Regions from separate parts of the Homo sapiens genome. Here region 1 is linked to region 2. Evidence: chromatin loops called from intact Hi-C (ENCODE). Cell type or tissue: A673. All regions are shown on one strand.

What was found. Hi-C counts contacts between places; a loop is a spot of excess contacts. Peaks named below come from ENCODE experiments on the same cell type or tissue, not always from the same donor. Only the 100,000 strongest peaks of a DNase experiment are listed, where the experiment ranks them.
Region 1: a loop joins it to region 2, with 6 times the contacts of the local background. A loop is called at or near these places in 6 of 110 quality-filtered maps.

What each region holds. Positions count from the first base shown.
Region 1 is chr5:31,265,635-31,273,634 of GRCh38, reverse strand. CDH6 (cadherin 6) reads right to left here. Exons shown (of 12, transcript NM_004932.4): 2 at 5,934-6,289. The coding sequence starts at 6,161. Among named protein-coding and RNA genes, the nearest start is that of CDH6, 76 kb to the right of the region's middle. In A673, CTCF peaks have their summits at 2,828 and 3,030 (motif pointing right); a DNase peak (open chromatin) is centred at 3,084; H3K27ac peaks cover 394 bases.
Region 2 is chr5:30,037,088-30,045,087 of GRCh38, reverse strand. No RefSeq gene overlaps it. Among named protein-coding and RNA genes, the nearest start is that of LINC02064, 650 kb to the right of the region's middle. RefSeq lists an enhancer at 4,252-4,546. In A673, a CTCF peak has its summit at 4,394 (motif pointing left); DNase peaks (open chromatin) are centred at 4,367, 5,537 and 5,637; H3K27ac peaks cover 3,744 bases.

The DNA.
Region 1 (8,000 bases), 1.2 Mb before region 2:
CTTGTGCTTCAAAATGGCTTTGCAAAGTGGACATACAGGCGAGGGTGTATAACTGAGTAGCTAGGTGGTCAGACAGTATCGTCTGTCGGGGTCTTAGCAGTGTGAGACAATGGCCTGAAATACTTGACTGCTCTGAGCCTTAGTTTACTCATCTGTATGGAAACAATACCCATGCATTAGGGTTGCTGCGAGGATCCAACGAGATAACCCACTTGAAGCACTTAGGACAGGGTTTAGAACAAAGTAATGCTCGGAAAATATCAGCTATGACGATGCTTTCATCTGACATTGCTATTTGAAGCAACAAGTGGTTCAGAGACTCGCTGAATCACGCATGGAATTAGTGCCAGGAGGTTTCTATTCTTCAGCTTATGCTCTTTTTAGGAAAAAAAAATTAGTGTAAGAATTTAAAAAAGCAACATTTCAACGATGGCATCTTTTAAGTAACCTTTCAGAACGGATAAAATATTGCTTCATGTTTACTAATTTGGATCATGTAATTATAGTAACAAATAATTGCTCATTTCTAATTTTAAAGGTGTGTATGGCTGACAACTTTTATTTTTATGGTCCGTTAAAACGTTACTGTTTAATTATCTTGAGAAGAGTGGCTTCATTGAATTGGGTAGGCATTAATTTTAAAGACTGAGGATAAAGGCATATTGGGAAAGCCTGTACATTAAGGCCTCAAATAGAACCCACATTTTCATAATGTTTTTAAAAAAATACAGCCTATCAATTTTTTTGAAAACTATCCCCCCAAAACCAACACCAACTTCCATCAGAAAATACCTTTGAAAATATACAGTTTATTAAATTCCATAAAAACAGATTTCCTGGCATGTTACTAAAAATAGAAGCACCTCGAATGCGTTAGTGGAGGCTGGTCTTATGTATACATTGTGTGGAAGGAGGGGTTAAAGAACATTGTGGAAGATAAAATGGAGCAGATGGGAATTAAGTGTTGCTGTAGCTGTTGAATGGTACTGTGCAAATCTTCTGCCTAAAGTTAGGCATAATTCTGGTATTTTAAGTAAATTCATCTTTGTATTAATGAATGCCTATGTCTTCAAAATCTAATCTGTATCTACGTCTACCTGTGCTCTTTTTTTCTTATGGAATGTAATCTTAGACTATATACCAATCATCATCAAGAAATTGCTATGTTACATAAAACAGGCTAGAGAGTTACAGGGATCTCTGAAAATGTGGAATTATAAGGCTTCCCTCTATTTTTCTATTATATTAAGTTTACATAAGCCAAAGATAACCCAAGTGGATTTTGTACAAAAATAAAATACTCTTTTCTTTAGCCCCTGACAAGAAAATATGTACCTCTTTGTTTTCTGTGTCAGTGTTAGGACTCATTCACTCTGCTGGTTGTTCAATCTCTAAATCTCTCACTCTTTGAACTCCAGCTTTCGGACCTTTGGCTTCTTCATCCGATTAATTGGGAGGTCCTGGCAATTCTCCCTCTGCAGTATAAGCTAACACCGGCTCTGTCTTTAGATGGGGTTCAAACACCTAGGAAGCTCTGCTGAGCCCCCAGAGCCTGGTTGGCTCTTCTCCTTTTTATTTTGATAACACTTTGTGGATGCCCAATTTATCACTGAACTTGCCACATTCTGTTATCACGATTGGCAGTAACATCCTCCTAGGACAGTGGTTCCCAAATTTGGCAACATGTTAGAATCATAAATAATTAAAAACCAACTAAATCAGAATTTCTGGGGAGGTGAGACCCAGGGAAGGTATTTTTAAAAGCAGCACTTCTCAAATTTTAACATGCGTACGATTCACCTGGGGATCTTGTTAAAATGCAGATTTCTGATTCATTCAGATTGGAGGTGGGGCCCGAGACTCTGCCTTCCTAACAAGTTCCCAGGTGCCACAGATGCCACTCAAGCTAAAGCAGCTCCAAGCAGCCCCCAAATGGAGATGTGGTTTAGAAAACAATCACATCCCGTTTTTATATCTTAAACTCACGAACTCAGAAACTTACCCGACACAGGACCACTTATTTCTTCCTATCCTGTTACTTGTCCCTGCCACTACCATTTTAAGTGAGTGGTTGTTGACATTTTCTTATAAATCAGAATTTGGTTTGTCAATATTTCAGCTATAATGGGCTTTCTCCACTATTCCTCCCCACCTTGTCTTGTCCGTGTCTCTGCATTCATCTCACTGGCAACAGAACGCAGTGGAAGGCTGAGGAAGGTTAAGACAGAGGAGGAAGGTCTCGCTGCAGTTGCTTGTGCTTCAGTTGTAAAGCACCATCTTGTCTATTCTTGTCATTGGCTGTTGTGAACCCCACCGCCACCCACGACCCTCTCTTTTTTCCTCCCTTCTACACCTGAAAGCCTTTTGTTTCCCTCACTTACTCTCATTTTCCTCACTCCACCATCCTACGATGACTTATCACAAATTAATTTGTGTCATCATAATTTCAAATCAACACAAACAGATGTTTATAAGGTAAATATTTCTTTCTTCTATTTTAAGTGTTATTTTCTCAACAGCATTACTTTTCCTCAGTTAATGCTTCTATCCTTCCACATACAGATAGATCTTTTGAGTGTTAGGCACCCATGTTAAGCTCTGAGTGATTTTTATTTAGTAGTAATCTGCTTGAATGGCATGATTAAAGGTTCTATTAGCCTTGGTACACCTTTATATGTCAAGCGAACTATTCTAGTGGTTCCCAGAGTATGCACTGAGGCAACCTGGATTGCAGGGGGGAGCTGACCAGGAAATATTTAACAATTTTCAGGGATAGCCTGGTGTGGTGGTTCATGTCTGTAGTCTCAGCTAGTTGGGAGTTGGGGCAGGAGGACATCTTGAGCCCAGGAAGTCGAGGCTGCAGTAAGCGGAGACTGCGCTGCTGAACTTAAACCTGGGTGACAGAGCAAGACCCCAGCTCAAAAAAGAAGAAAAAATAAATAAAATAAAAAAAAGGAAGGAAAAGGAGGGAAATAAGCAGCACGTGACCTCTGCAGACCCCTTGCGAATTACTAGCTCAAGGTAATTCACAGTTTCAACAGTAGGTGGTGCTGCATTCCTTTCAATGATTTATATTTATAAAGCTGGGTTTTCCATAGTGGCTGTGATAAAAAGCAATTACAGTGGAAAAATCAAAGTGGAAAAGGAAATGAGAGGGCTGTGTTTGATCTGATTGAGAAATTGTGCTGTGCTCAAGAGATGCACACATACCATTTGTAAGTGTGGTTAAGAGTGAAATAATTTTTTTTGTCAATTTACGTGTATTATTTTTTCAAATAATTATTAAGTTGTTAGAACAAAAATTCTTATTAAGTTGTTTGAGTCTAACTATTTAATACATGGCACTATAAGGTATTTCTTTGAGCCTAAGGGCTCTGTGAACCAAGAAAGTTTTGGAACCTCTGCTCTGGTCTAATCGTTTTTTCCTGCCAAAAGTTTCCTGACCTAGTGGAGCTGGATAATCGCATCAGGTGTCTCTTTTATCCCAGATAAATTAAAGGTGGACCAACTTGTGGCCACAAATGAGGGGCAACTCTCTCCTTTATCTTTTTTAAAAATGTATTTTTTTCTATTATTTTTAATTGTGGTAAAAAATACTAGTCTAATTGTTTCATCTGTTTATATCATATAACTTCAAAGAGGAATTTGAGGAAATGCCATATCAACAGCTCAAAACCACCTCTAACGCGTGTCTGATACAGCCATGAGGCAACTTTGACAAATTCAGTTGTTGCCCTTGATTTTTTTTTCCAGCAAATATCTCATGTGTTATAACTACAAGGAGGAGAAGGAGGGGCAGCAGGGAAGGACAGGTGATGAAGAGGGAGGGAAATTTATCTAGCTGCCCATAAAATATCCAAATCCAACGAATCCAGTCAAAGCTGTGGTTGTAAAGAGATTTTGCCATGATTCTGTGTATTTTCCACTGAGCTTTGTTAATTACCTCAGTTTACTTCTGCAGTGATATGAAAGTCAATATGCCACTTCAATGTGTTGCACATGGATTTAGTAGAACATATACAACGGATTTTTTACCAATAATAGTAACTTCTTTATGCACCTACTTTGTCCCTGTCACTAGTGCCTTTATCACTTTACTGCAACTCCACCAGGTAGGCATTGCTGCATGCACTTTCTAGATGAAGAAATGAAAGCCCAGAAAGGTTAACAACCTGTCCTAGGTCACATAATTGGCAACTGGCAGCACTGTGACACATTCTCGGATCTGTTTGAGTCCACAGCTTGTAACTTTTCCCCATGGCAATATTCTCACAATTATAATTGTAAAACTGATTCTTACGAGGTTTTAGCCACTGCTGTTTCTAGTATCCTGAAATAACCTGCCCCCCCCGCTTTTTTTTTTTTTTTTAAGAATATGTGGCATTATAGATGTAAAATGGCATCACAATTGGAGAGGAAAACTGGAAAGGAAAAAGGGGAAACATCATTTAGATAAAGCACTTTTTAAAACTTAATCTTCTATGGCAACAATGCTATTTGTGTTGTAAAAAGTGCTTTAAAGATTTTAAGATGATGATTATTTTTTACAACCATCACCTGATTCACCTAGAGTTCTTCAGATTTCACAAAGGAAATGGAGTGAAGTACGAGTAGCTGAACTGTCTTTAGTAGTCACACAGAGTGTGAATTTCACAGCAAATACATGGCTAGATCCTTGGGGATCTGTGTTGACGTTCACCCCTTCACTGAATACTTCCTCTCTTACTTTATTCTACATTAATAATTCACATCATTGGAATACTTCCTGGTTACATCAGCCCAAGCCGTGGATGGCTTTCCTTCATTTACGGTGGTAAATACTTAAAGAGAATATTTACATATGGTTATTCAGGGATATTTGATCACAGATTGAAGTGTGAACATGCAGCCTTTGGAATCTGCAAAGTGTATGTTTTTTGCATGATATCCTAATATAGATGTCTTAAAATCATAGCTGTAATCACAAATGAATGCATTTTCTCATGTATCTTTTTATGTTCATTATCAGTTTGTTTATGAAGGGATGTGTGACAATGATTTTTAAAAAATCAACATTACCTTATGAGGCACAGAACCTGTAACCCTGGTTTTTTCTTTGACATCTTTTCAGTATGCAGATATTCTGCAACAAGGATGGAGCTGATGATAAAATTCCAACGAAACTCACGATGACAGGCTAACCAAGCTGTTTCCCTGACTCAGCTCCAGAATCTGTGAGGGCTATAATAAGTGATGCCTCCTCACTTTACTTTCTGGAGTCAATAAAATGGTCAGATGATATTTGGAAAGAGTACCTTTACATAAGCATTTTTCTCTTTTACAAATTTTGCCACAGTTAAATCAAAAGATTTTGAAATACCTGTTTTTTGCCAACTATTTGAGATAAGACTAAACAGTAGCAGCAGCAGCAGCTGCCAAATCTAAGGCAGTGGTGGGTTTTGACAGCAAAGGGCTCCATTTGGCCAGAGAATGGATGGTTCTATAGGTAGCAGAGTTAAGAAGTAGTTAATTTGAACTTGGCCAAAGGACTATAGCTCAGAACATTTGCTTTTAGAATGAGAGAAAAAGGAGACTTCCTTTCCTTACAGCTTAATCTCTCCATTCCGATTTTTAATACACCCTACTTTATAGAATAGCCAGACCACATTTTTTAAGCTACAGTAAAAATTAAAGGATTTATGATAATCCTATGCGGATGGTTGTGGGTGTTTCAACTGGAGCATTTTCTCTCTCTTTGTTGCAGGGCTAACATTTCTCAGCTTTTTGCTAGTCTTCTTCCCGAAACTACTCAAGTGGAAAAAAAAAAAGTCTTACCAGTTAAGCAACAATTCTTACTATATTGGGGAATAGTACACATCCTCCCCATCTATTTATTAGAAGTAACTTCTTCAGGCTTTAAACCCAGAATGTCAAAGCACTCAAAGGAATCCTACCTTGCCCACATACTGATAATCGGATCCTGTGTATTCCTCCAGGAGAAAGAACTGATTCCACATCCAGCTCCTTTTTGAACGGTTCAGCTCATTTTTGCTGTTTCCAGAGAGCTCCAGGGCCCTTTTCTTTGCTGGGAAACCACTAGTCCTCTTTGATAGTGGAGTTGAGAGAGTTGGGTAGGGCTGGCCCACCCAAAAGAGCAGCAAGAAGTAGCGGTAAGTTCTCATGCTGATGGCACCGTCGAGTCTGTGCGTAGTGAGTGCCCCACTCTTGGAAGTGCCTTTTTCACTGCACCGTATCCAGCCTCATTCCTCCTTCCTTCCTTAATGTTCTTTGCTTGGCTCTCAGAGGATATCTGGAAAGAATAATAACATAACAAGCATTTTTAGAGATGCTTAAAATTCAGTGTTAGAGCAAATAGGCTGGGAAAAAAGAGGACAGAAATTTGAATAGCAAAACAACAAAAAAAGTTGGCTATCAATTTTGAAACGAAGGAGACGGTCTTCCAGACATGCTAAATGGAAGGCATGTGCTGGGTAGGAAGCTGTTGTTTTCTTTCTCCTTTTCTACCGCTTAAAAATCCTATTTTAAGGAATAGTGTTGCCATAGGTCAATGTGCCAGAATGGATTATTGCGCTACTCTTTTACCTTGGAATATGTGGGCTGAGATCTGGTAGAAAAAATGAGTTTGTGTTTCTGATTCTATTTGCATATTTATCCTCATGAACAAGTTTAAGGCAAAGTATATCACAGACCATTTGAATTCAATTGAAAGTGGATAATGTTGAAATTTTGCTAAAATGTATTGAATCCCTGAGATGTGCCAGGCGTGAGTCAGGCAGAGCCAGCTCTGCAGACTCTTGGCTTCAGAGATGAGCTGTGATAGGACCTTTGGGTCAAATAAGGTTGGAAAAGACCATACACCTTCTTTTCGGAGTGCAGATTAGCATATCAAAGTGCCTGAAATAAAGTTTTTAAAGTGATATTTTGCAACAATAAAGATAAGCCTATACATATTTAATCCAGCATTTCCCAAACTTGACCAGAAAACTTTTTTTTTTTTCCTTAGAGGACCTAATAATACTATAGGATGGGTGATTCAGCAACCTATAGAATTTGTATTTAATAGACTGTAAGAATTAAATGAGCGATTCTATTCAAATTTCCTTAGGAAATCCTAAACTTTATCTATAAATTTTTGCCTGTATCATAAACAATCAAGCATATTTGTTAAAACTGGTAAAACTACAATGACATTTGTTATAACAAAAATTACAGTTGCACAGTTGCTAGGTCATTTTCACAGATGTGTCAAACATATCTAAGTACCAGTGAGGGCCATCAACTGTAAGAACTGTAACAAACTGTAACAAAAAAGTCAGCTATTATACTTTTGAGTGATACTTTTCCATGGGAAATATTAATTTTCAAAAACACAATCTACCATTAAAAAAATCCTGGTGGCCAGATTGCTTGGTACAGATGTCCCAAATTGGTTTACTAGTTTATGCAATTAAAGCCATATATGCCTATATCTCCTTTAGAAACTTTGCCACATTTTTGGGCGAAAAAAACAGTAAATTACTCCTTTGTCTTACTATTTGATATAGAAAAAACATTGTCTTGCCAGGCACAGTGGCTCATGCCTGTAATCCCAGCAAATTTGGGAGGCCGAGGTGGGCAGATCATGAGGTCAGGAGATCGAGACCATCCTGGCTAACATAATGAAACCCCGTCTCTACTAAAAAAATACAAAAAATTAGCCGGGCGTGGTGGCGGGCACCTGTAGTCCCAGCTACTTGGGAGGCTGAGGCAGGAGAATGGCGTGAACCCAGGAGACGGAGCTTGCAGTGAGCCAAGATTGCACCACTGCACTCCAGCCTGGGCGACAGAGTGAGACTCCATCTCAAAAAAAAAAAAAAAAAAAAAAACATTGTCTTAAATAATACTAACAACAACAACAACAAAAAGGAAGTGTTTTGTAATTCGGAATATAATAGTAATTGAACTGGTACATTTACTCTAAACCATGCAGATCAAGAACATGTTTTAGGTAATCTGATTAG
Region 2 (8,000 bases):
CTGCCAATGTGTGAACAACAAGCTTTTCATTAAAATTCTGTTTTCGTGTTCATTGTTCTTTGTTTGTATGCAAACTCTTAGTTGCCTGAAAAGTAAATTTCAATATTACATATATCTGATAAAAAGTAATTAGGTAGAATTTGAACAGACCAGCTATGGTACCTGCATTTAGCACATATCTAGATGAGATACTTTCAGAGCTTACTCTCAAGTTCAAGTGATTCTCCCACCTCAGCCTTCTGAGATGCTGGGATTACAGACATGAGCCACTGTGCCCAGCCCTTCAGTCACTCTTTTGTGCTTTGTAACTTATACACATGTCATATATATATGTCAAATATCTCAAAATAAGAACATAAAACTAAAAAGAAATACATTGGTTTTAGAGCCTAATATAAAATAAAATACTGTTTCATAAACTAACCTGAGTACAAAGGTACCCCAATGTCTAAATCCTTGTCTCTCAGGGAGCCATATGTTCCTAAAGTTTCTGAAAGTTTCCTCTTCCTTCTTCTTTTACCTCCCCTTCTTTCTCTCTCCTTCTCTTCTTCTTCCTTTTTATCCTCCTTCTTAGTTATTGTCCTGAAAAAGTTTTAAGTATACGCATCTACTTCAATTATAGGTTTAAACAATTAGTACTAGTCTGTTCTGCATCCTTCCAATGACTAACTTAGGACTACAGAGTCAATTATAACTATAATGGCTGCATTATAGTATGAGTTCAGTAAATGGATTTACCTTTATGTTTATGATTCATTGAATTAACAAATCATTTTACTCTTTTATGTTTTCAGGTTAAGGTGGAAAAAACAGAGGCCAACAAATAATTAAATAATATATTGTTGCTACACCAAGACCATGGAACCCCATTGAATACTGTATAAATTCAGTTGTTTGAACAGGAAAATTAAAGCTGTTGAAAGAATGGAAGCATCACATACCAGACACTAAAGGAAGTATGCTAAATTCAACAAAACCCACGCCAATGTAGCAACACTTTTGTTTGTTTTGTTTTGTTTTTGAGATGGAGTTTTGCTCTTGTTGCCCAGGCTGGAATGCAATGGTGTAATCTTGGCTCACTGCAAACTCTGCCTCCTGGGTCCAGGCGATTCTCCTGCCTCAGCCTCCCCAGTAGCTGGGATTACAGGCGCCCACCACCATGCCAGATAACTTTTTTTTGGTATTTTTAGTAGATATGGGGTTTCACCATGTTGGCCAGGCTGTTCTTGAACTCCTGACCTCAGGTGATCCACCGCCTCAGCCTCCCAAAGTGCTGGGATTACAGAAGTGAGCCACCACACCCAGCCTGTTTTTGTGTTTTAAGTGGGGATTTAGTTTCAGCAAACCATCAAACCTTTATATTAATATGATATTATGTTAATTTATCATCTAATTCATCAATATTTTAATGTTTATACTTAATTAGTAACTTTTTGATATTGCATTTGTATAAATAATATATTAGAGAATTGATTACTAGTTTCATGTTTTTGTGTAATTAACTTTATAATTAAATAATTTGTCATCACTGAAAGAAAGTGAAATATTTTTCTCTTAAATGCTATGACTATGTCTTTGAGATCACCAAATTGTGCCATGAAAAGCTCAGATAATTTTTAAAGTGATTTATTTCTGTTGGCTTGAATTTTCATTTGAAATTCTGAGGAAATCAGTAACTGAATAAAAATTTACATCTCAAATCATAGCTAGGACTTACTGTAAGCAACTTAAACCAACATTAAGTAGCAGATCAGAAGGCAAACATGATTATGCTCCTGCATTGAATATTTTACAATGCTACTTTTAAACTTTTCTAATAAGGCTTGGAGGATACCAAATGAACTTTTCCTTAGAAAGGTTATATCACTATTTCTGTTAAATCTGACTAATGTTTGTTATTCTTGCACAGCGTGTTAGCTCACTGCATACAGGTGGGTGTCACGGGATACGCAGAGTGTTGCTTTGCCAGCCGGAAGCTTCCGTAGCTGGTGGCGCCTTTGCCTCAGTTTTGCTCAGGCACATTGGGCTCGTTCTACCCATTCAGCTTGTCAGGCTGTGCTCAGCTTGTGATACTGGCCCAGATCCCACACCTGCCAAGGGCAAGCAAGGCACAAAGCGGTGAGGGGAGAGTGAGTGAGCGAGCGTGGGGTCCAGCTGCGGCTCACAGCGAGGCACTCTGGCTGCCGCAGGTGGACAGCTCCAGGTGCCAGCACGGGAGCCAGCTCCCTGTGAGGCTGCAGCTGGACCAGGCGTACCACAAGCAGCTTCCACTGCTGGCACTGGGCAATGCAGTGGTGCCCAGAAGTTTGACGATGCCAGGAACCACATTGCCCCAAAGGGGGTGTCACAGCCCTGGCTCAAGGAGCTCCTATGTCTGGGCTCCCAAAAGGGCTGCAGCTCTTCTCTTTTTCCCTCTTCTCTCCTTCTCTTCACCCACAACGTGGTGAGCAAGGGGTGTGTTTCAGCTTTGTTTGTGTTACAGTTCTTTCAGTCACACTATTCAGCAGGTTCTGAATTCTTGTCCATGTCCAGGAAGAATGAAGTATGCAAATAACTGGAGAGTGAGCTAGGCAAAGAGGTATTTTATTAAGCGATAGTACAGTTCTCAGGAGACCTGAAGTGGGTAGCGCCTTTTACAGGCAGGTCATCTCATCATCTCCCTGTGGCTGATTCTGGGGTTTCTACAGGTTTCAGAGGGGAGAAAACACGTGCTGCATAGTCCATGGGTGACCATGGGCAGGCCTGGTAAAAGCACTGTAAGTTCTCACTCCAGTCCACAGAACTGGCAGCCCAGCCCCATGCTTCAGTACCTCCCTGGCTTGAAGGTGGGGCTTTACTGGGGACCTGCCCCTTTTTGCCCTGGAGACTGTCTGCCTCCTACGACCATAAACCTGCTATCCATAGTGCCAGTGGCTCCCAGGCTATTCGTGCTGAAGGATACCTGCATGCCCACATTTAGCTGCCCTCAGCCCCCCCCTCAGCCTCACTCCCATGGTCATTGGTGCCCAAAGCTCAGAGGGCACGAAGGTGACAGGGTGCTGGTGTGTCAGTGCTGTCCTGAGCACATGCACACCTGGCTGGGTGGTGACAGCATCCTGACTCAACCTCAATTTTGCTTTGAAATTGAATCGGGCACTGGGAGTAGGGTGAGGCCATGCAGTGGAAGCAGGCACTTCTGAATCTGTGGGGGGCAGGGGACTTCCCAGGTCCCCTAGAGTGCAGGGATACCTGGGTCCACAGCCGCGGCTGGGTGACTGCATCTGTGCCCAGGAGGGCGGTGCTCCTGCCCCACCAACTCAGAAACAGGAGGGGTTTCTGCCTGTTCCTGGCTCCACCAGCTGGAGTGCGCAGCCCTGACTAGGCCTCCCCCGCCACAGACAGCATCTTCACAGTGGCTGCTCTAGATGGGCCCCACTGCCGTCATTGGTACCTACAAGATATTTATGTTTATTTTATGAGTGAATAAATGAATGAACAAGTCCTGCAGGAAACTATTTTATAATAAGCAGAATTGCTCTCTTTCAATAGAACACCTATTCCAGGATTGTAAGTGTCAGAAACAGATTGTCTCTTTTGGCCTGTGCCTGATTCTTTTATGCTTCACTGAATCTCCTGGCATGTTCTTGCTCAAATGCTTCTCCTAAGTGCATCTAGATATAGTTAAGTATGCAAGATGCCTTATGAAGCCAGTGTCATTTCACTATTATATGATTAAAATTTTGTAAGTAACAGCTTGTTAATTTTATAATAAGAGCTTACTAATTTCGAGATTTCATAAATGACTCCAACGTGTAGTTGATATAAATGTATTTCTACTATAGTACATCTACATCTATAAATGTATATTTACTATACATCTAAAAAGTATAGTAAATATAAAATTCCAGGGCAAATCACCATGTGTGGAATATACAAAGTAAATATAAGATAATAATACAATTGGTATCAGGGTTGGGATTCATTCACCTCAAGTATGTAAGAAAGGCAAGAGAAAGAAAAAGGAGAGAAGTTTTTTTTATTGAAGATATTGGGAAGAAGATATCTTTAGATAAGAATATGATGTGATATTCATTTCCTCTCCTACAGAGAGGAGGGCTTGATCCCTGGACTCAAACATTCTTCTGGGGTGTGGACTCTCACAGAGATCTATGCAGAGCTTAATATACAATTCTTTCATCTAGGAGGCAGAACGAACTAAGTCTGACTCTCACCTCGGAACCCTTGCACAAGAGAAAAGGACTTAATATATCTCTTTAGAGAAGGTCACTGCTTTGGGATGGGCCTGCACTCCCTGGATGTGTTTTAACAATGAATGCTTTTACGGTTCTCTCGTAGTGGACTTGAACTGTGCAAAGAGCAAGCCATCTTGACTTTTGTCCAATAGCGCCACCTGGAGTCATGGAGGGAACTTAGCAGCAAAAAGCTAAAGATGCATCCCCAGAGCTCGGGAAAGAGTGGTCAAGATCAGTTAGAATAGAGGTTAATTTGCCATGGTCAAGAGAATGGCAAAAGAGAAGAGGCTAGCAGCAAACCTCAGAAGAATTCACAGAAGAAGCTCTCCCCAAATGTATGTCATGCCCCTAGTGCTCAATGATAGTTAAAACAAGAAATGCCATTAATTTGAAAATAGTGTCTATAAAAGAAGGCAGGAGAGGGATTTTTTTAAATAAGAGAACTTTAAAAATAAAAAATTCACTATACCCGTTTTTAATCCTGAAGGCTTACAGCTTAAAACAGGCTGGTTTGAATGGATTAGAAATATGCTATTAAATTCAAATTCAGAGTTGAAATTAATATATTGGATTGAACATTCTAATTACTAAATTGTGTCTGTGATAACAATAAAAGTGCCTCTAGAACAATTGTATTTATAAGTGAGAAGAAACGCCCCGACAGTTACTTCACTAAGTATATTTTAAAAAGGCAGTGAGTGACAAAAACAAATTTGGATATATTAAAAGGGATTCTTCAACATACAGGTGATGTAAGAACATGTAAAGCTTTTCTTACATAATTTATTTTTCTACTCTGCACTGTCAAGACAGGGGACTTTTTCTTTGACACGGTTAAGTGTGGTTTTATTTCTGTTTCCTCTAATTTGTTGTCTAAATTCTGTGGCCTAGCCAAAGCTGAGAGTAAGGGCAAATATCACTATCACAACGATTCTGTTAATAAGGATCAACATATGTTTAATAAACATTATTATGAAACTGTGCATGGATTTCAATATTTTTTGCACCAAATTAAACTCATACTCACTTGTTACTGTGTCCTAAAGGGACCTAGTTTTAGGCATTAAGAAGGATGACATCAGTTTGAGAACAGCCCCTATCACAGCATCATGCTTTCTGCTAAAATTGAGACAAAAATAAACATTAAACCTGGGTTAAAGAATGGGAAAATCACTGATGCTTTTTGAAAAGTTTATGGAGACAAAGAAATCAGCAGTTTACAGATAGAAAACTTTTTTTAGAAGGGTTAAGATGATTTTAAGACAAAGCCTGCATGGCAGCCCATCTTCATAAATTATTTTTCCTTCCTTCCTTCCTTCCTTCCTTCCTTCCTTCCTTCCTTCCTTCCTTCTTTCTTCCCTCCCTCCCTCCCTCCATCCCTTCTTCCTTCCTTCCTTTCTTCTTTCTTACCTTCCATTCTGTTTTTTTTTTCCTCTCTTTCTCTTTTTCTTCTGAGACAGGATATCACTCTGTCACACAAGCTGGAGTGCAGGGGTGCAATCACAGCTCACTGTAGTGTTAACCTCCCAGACTCAAGCATTTCTCCCACCTCAGCCTGCTGAGTAGCTGGGACTACAGGTGCATACCACCATGCCCAACTATTTTTATGTAAATTTTTGTAGGGATAAGGTCTTACTGTGTTGTACAGGCTGGTCCTGAACTGTTAGGCTCAAGCAGTTCTCCCATCTCAACCTCCCAAAGTTCCGAGATTACAGGAGTGAAGAAAAAAATAATTTCATTTGTGCCATAATTGAAAAGAACCAACAATTAGCAGCATGAATAGTAGCCAACACCATAGACATCTCAATTAGTTCAACTTATGCAATTCTAACTGAAAACGTAAACTTTAGCAAATCTTTCACTCAATGGGTGCTAAAATTGTTGCACCGAAATCAACTGCTGCACATAAGAACAGAGTTTTCCATTGAAATTTTAAACAAATGGGATCAAGATCCTGTAGCATTTCTTCAAAGAATTGTAACAAGAGATCAAACATGGCTTTCCTGGTATGATCCTGAAAATAAGGCACCATCAGAGCAATGGTTACCAAGAGGTAAAAATGGTCCAGTCAAAGCAAAAGTGGACCAATTGAGAGCAAAAGTCATCACAACAGGTTTTACTTGTTTATTTATTTGGTCTGCTCATGGCATTTCTTTTGTTTACTCTCTGGAGGGCCAAAGAACAATAATATCTGCTTATTATGAGAGTATTCTGCAAAAGTTAGTCAAAGGTTTGGCAGAAAATCACTCTTCATTTTTTCAAATAAACTATACTAATTATATATGTTTTCTGAATCTTCCAGAAACCATTAGAAAGCAAAAATTATTCCTTCATAATATGGACATGTATTATGAATATCAGGACATTTCCTCAAAAATAACAGAGAATATTCTGATCACTTCATCTGGCTTATGATTATTAATATAATCCATTGATTCCTACTTTTGTCTATATACTCTTGGATACCACACTTCCCTAGTTCTTCATTTTAGGTCATGTTTTGTTTGCTATTTCATATTATATTTATCAGATACTCTTTTTTAAAAAATAAATTTTTATGTTTATATTTCAGGTTTACAACATGATTTTATGGGATACATATAGATAGTAAAATGGTTACTAATGTAAAACAGATTAACACATTTATCATCTCACATACATTTTTGTGATAAGAGCAGCTAAAATCTATTTAACAAAAATTTCTAATACAATACAATTTTATTAACATTAGTTCTCACTAATGTTGTACATTAGCTCTCTAAACTTGCTCATGCTACATATCTGCTATTTTGTATTTTTTGCCTACTTCATTTCATTTCCTCATCACCCTCCTCCCTTCCCGTAGAAACCACTACTTTTTTCCCCTCTGTCTGTGTATTTGAGATTTTTTTTAATATTCCAAATACAAGTAAGATCATGCATGCAATTTTTTTTTCTGTGTCTGACTTATTTTACTTATCATTATGTCCTTCAGCTTCATCCATGTTGTGGCAAATGGCAGGTTTCCTTATTTTTAAGGCTGAATAATACTCCATTTCATTTATACTACATATCTGTAACTAAATGTCTATTGATGGACATTTAGTTTGTTTCCATATTTTGGCTATTATGAAAAATGCTGCAATGAACACAGGAGTCCAGATATCTTTAGGTGTGACTATTTCATCTCCTTTGCATACATACCAAGAAAAAGAAAGAGAGGGGAGCAGTGCTGGATCATCTGATACTTCAATTTTTAATTGCTTAAGAAACCTACACATTGCTTTCCATAATGGCTATATATATCTGCATTCACACTAACAATGTATTAGGGTTTCCTATTCTCTATATTCTTGTCAATATGTGTTATCTCTTCCCTTTTAGATCATAGTCATTCTTTTGGGTGTGAGGTGAAATTTAACAGTGATTTTTATTTTCATTCCTTGTTGATTAGTGATGTTAAGCACCTTTCCATATACCTGTAGGCTACTTTTATGTGTTGTTTTTAATTTTGAAAAAGATCTGTTCAGGTTTTTTGCTCATTTTAATTCAGTTTTTGTATTTTTATTATTGAATTGTATAATAGGAGTTATTTATACATTTTGGATAGTAATCCCTTCCCTTATCAGATATGTGGTTTGGAAATATATTTCCCCAGTGTTTTGGTTGCCTCTTTGTTGTGTTGATTGTTTCCTTTGGCATGCGGGAGCTTTTCATTTGATGTAGTCTCATTCGTTTATTTTTGTATTTGTAGCCTGAGCTTTTGGTGTGATAGCCAAAAAAATTGAT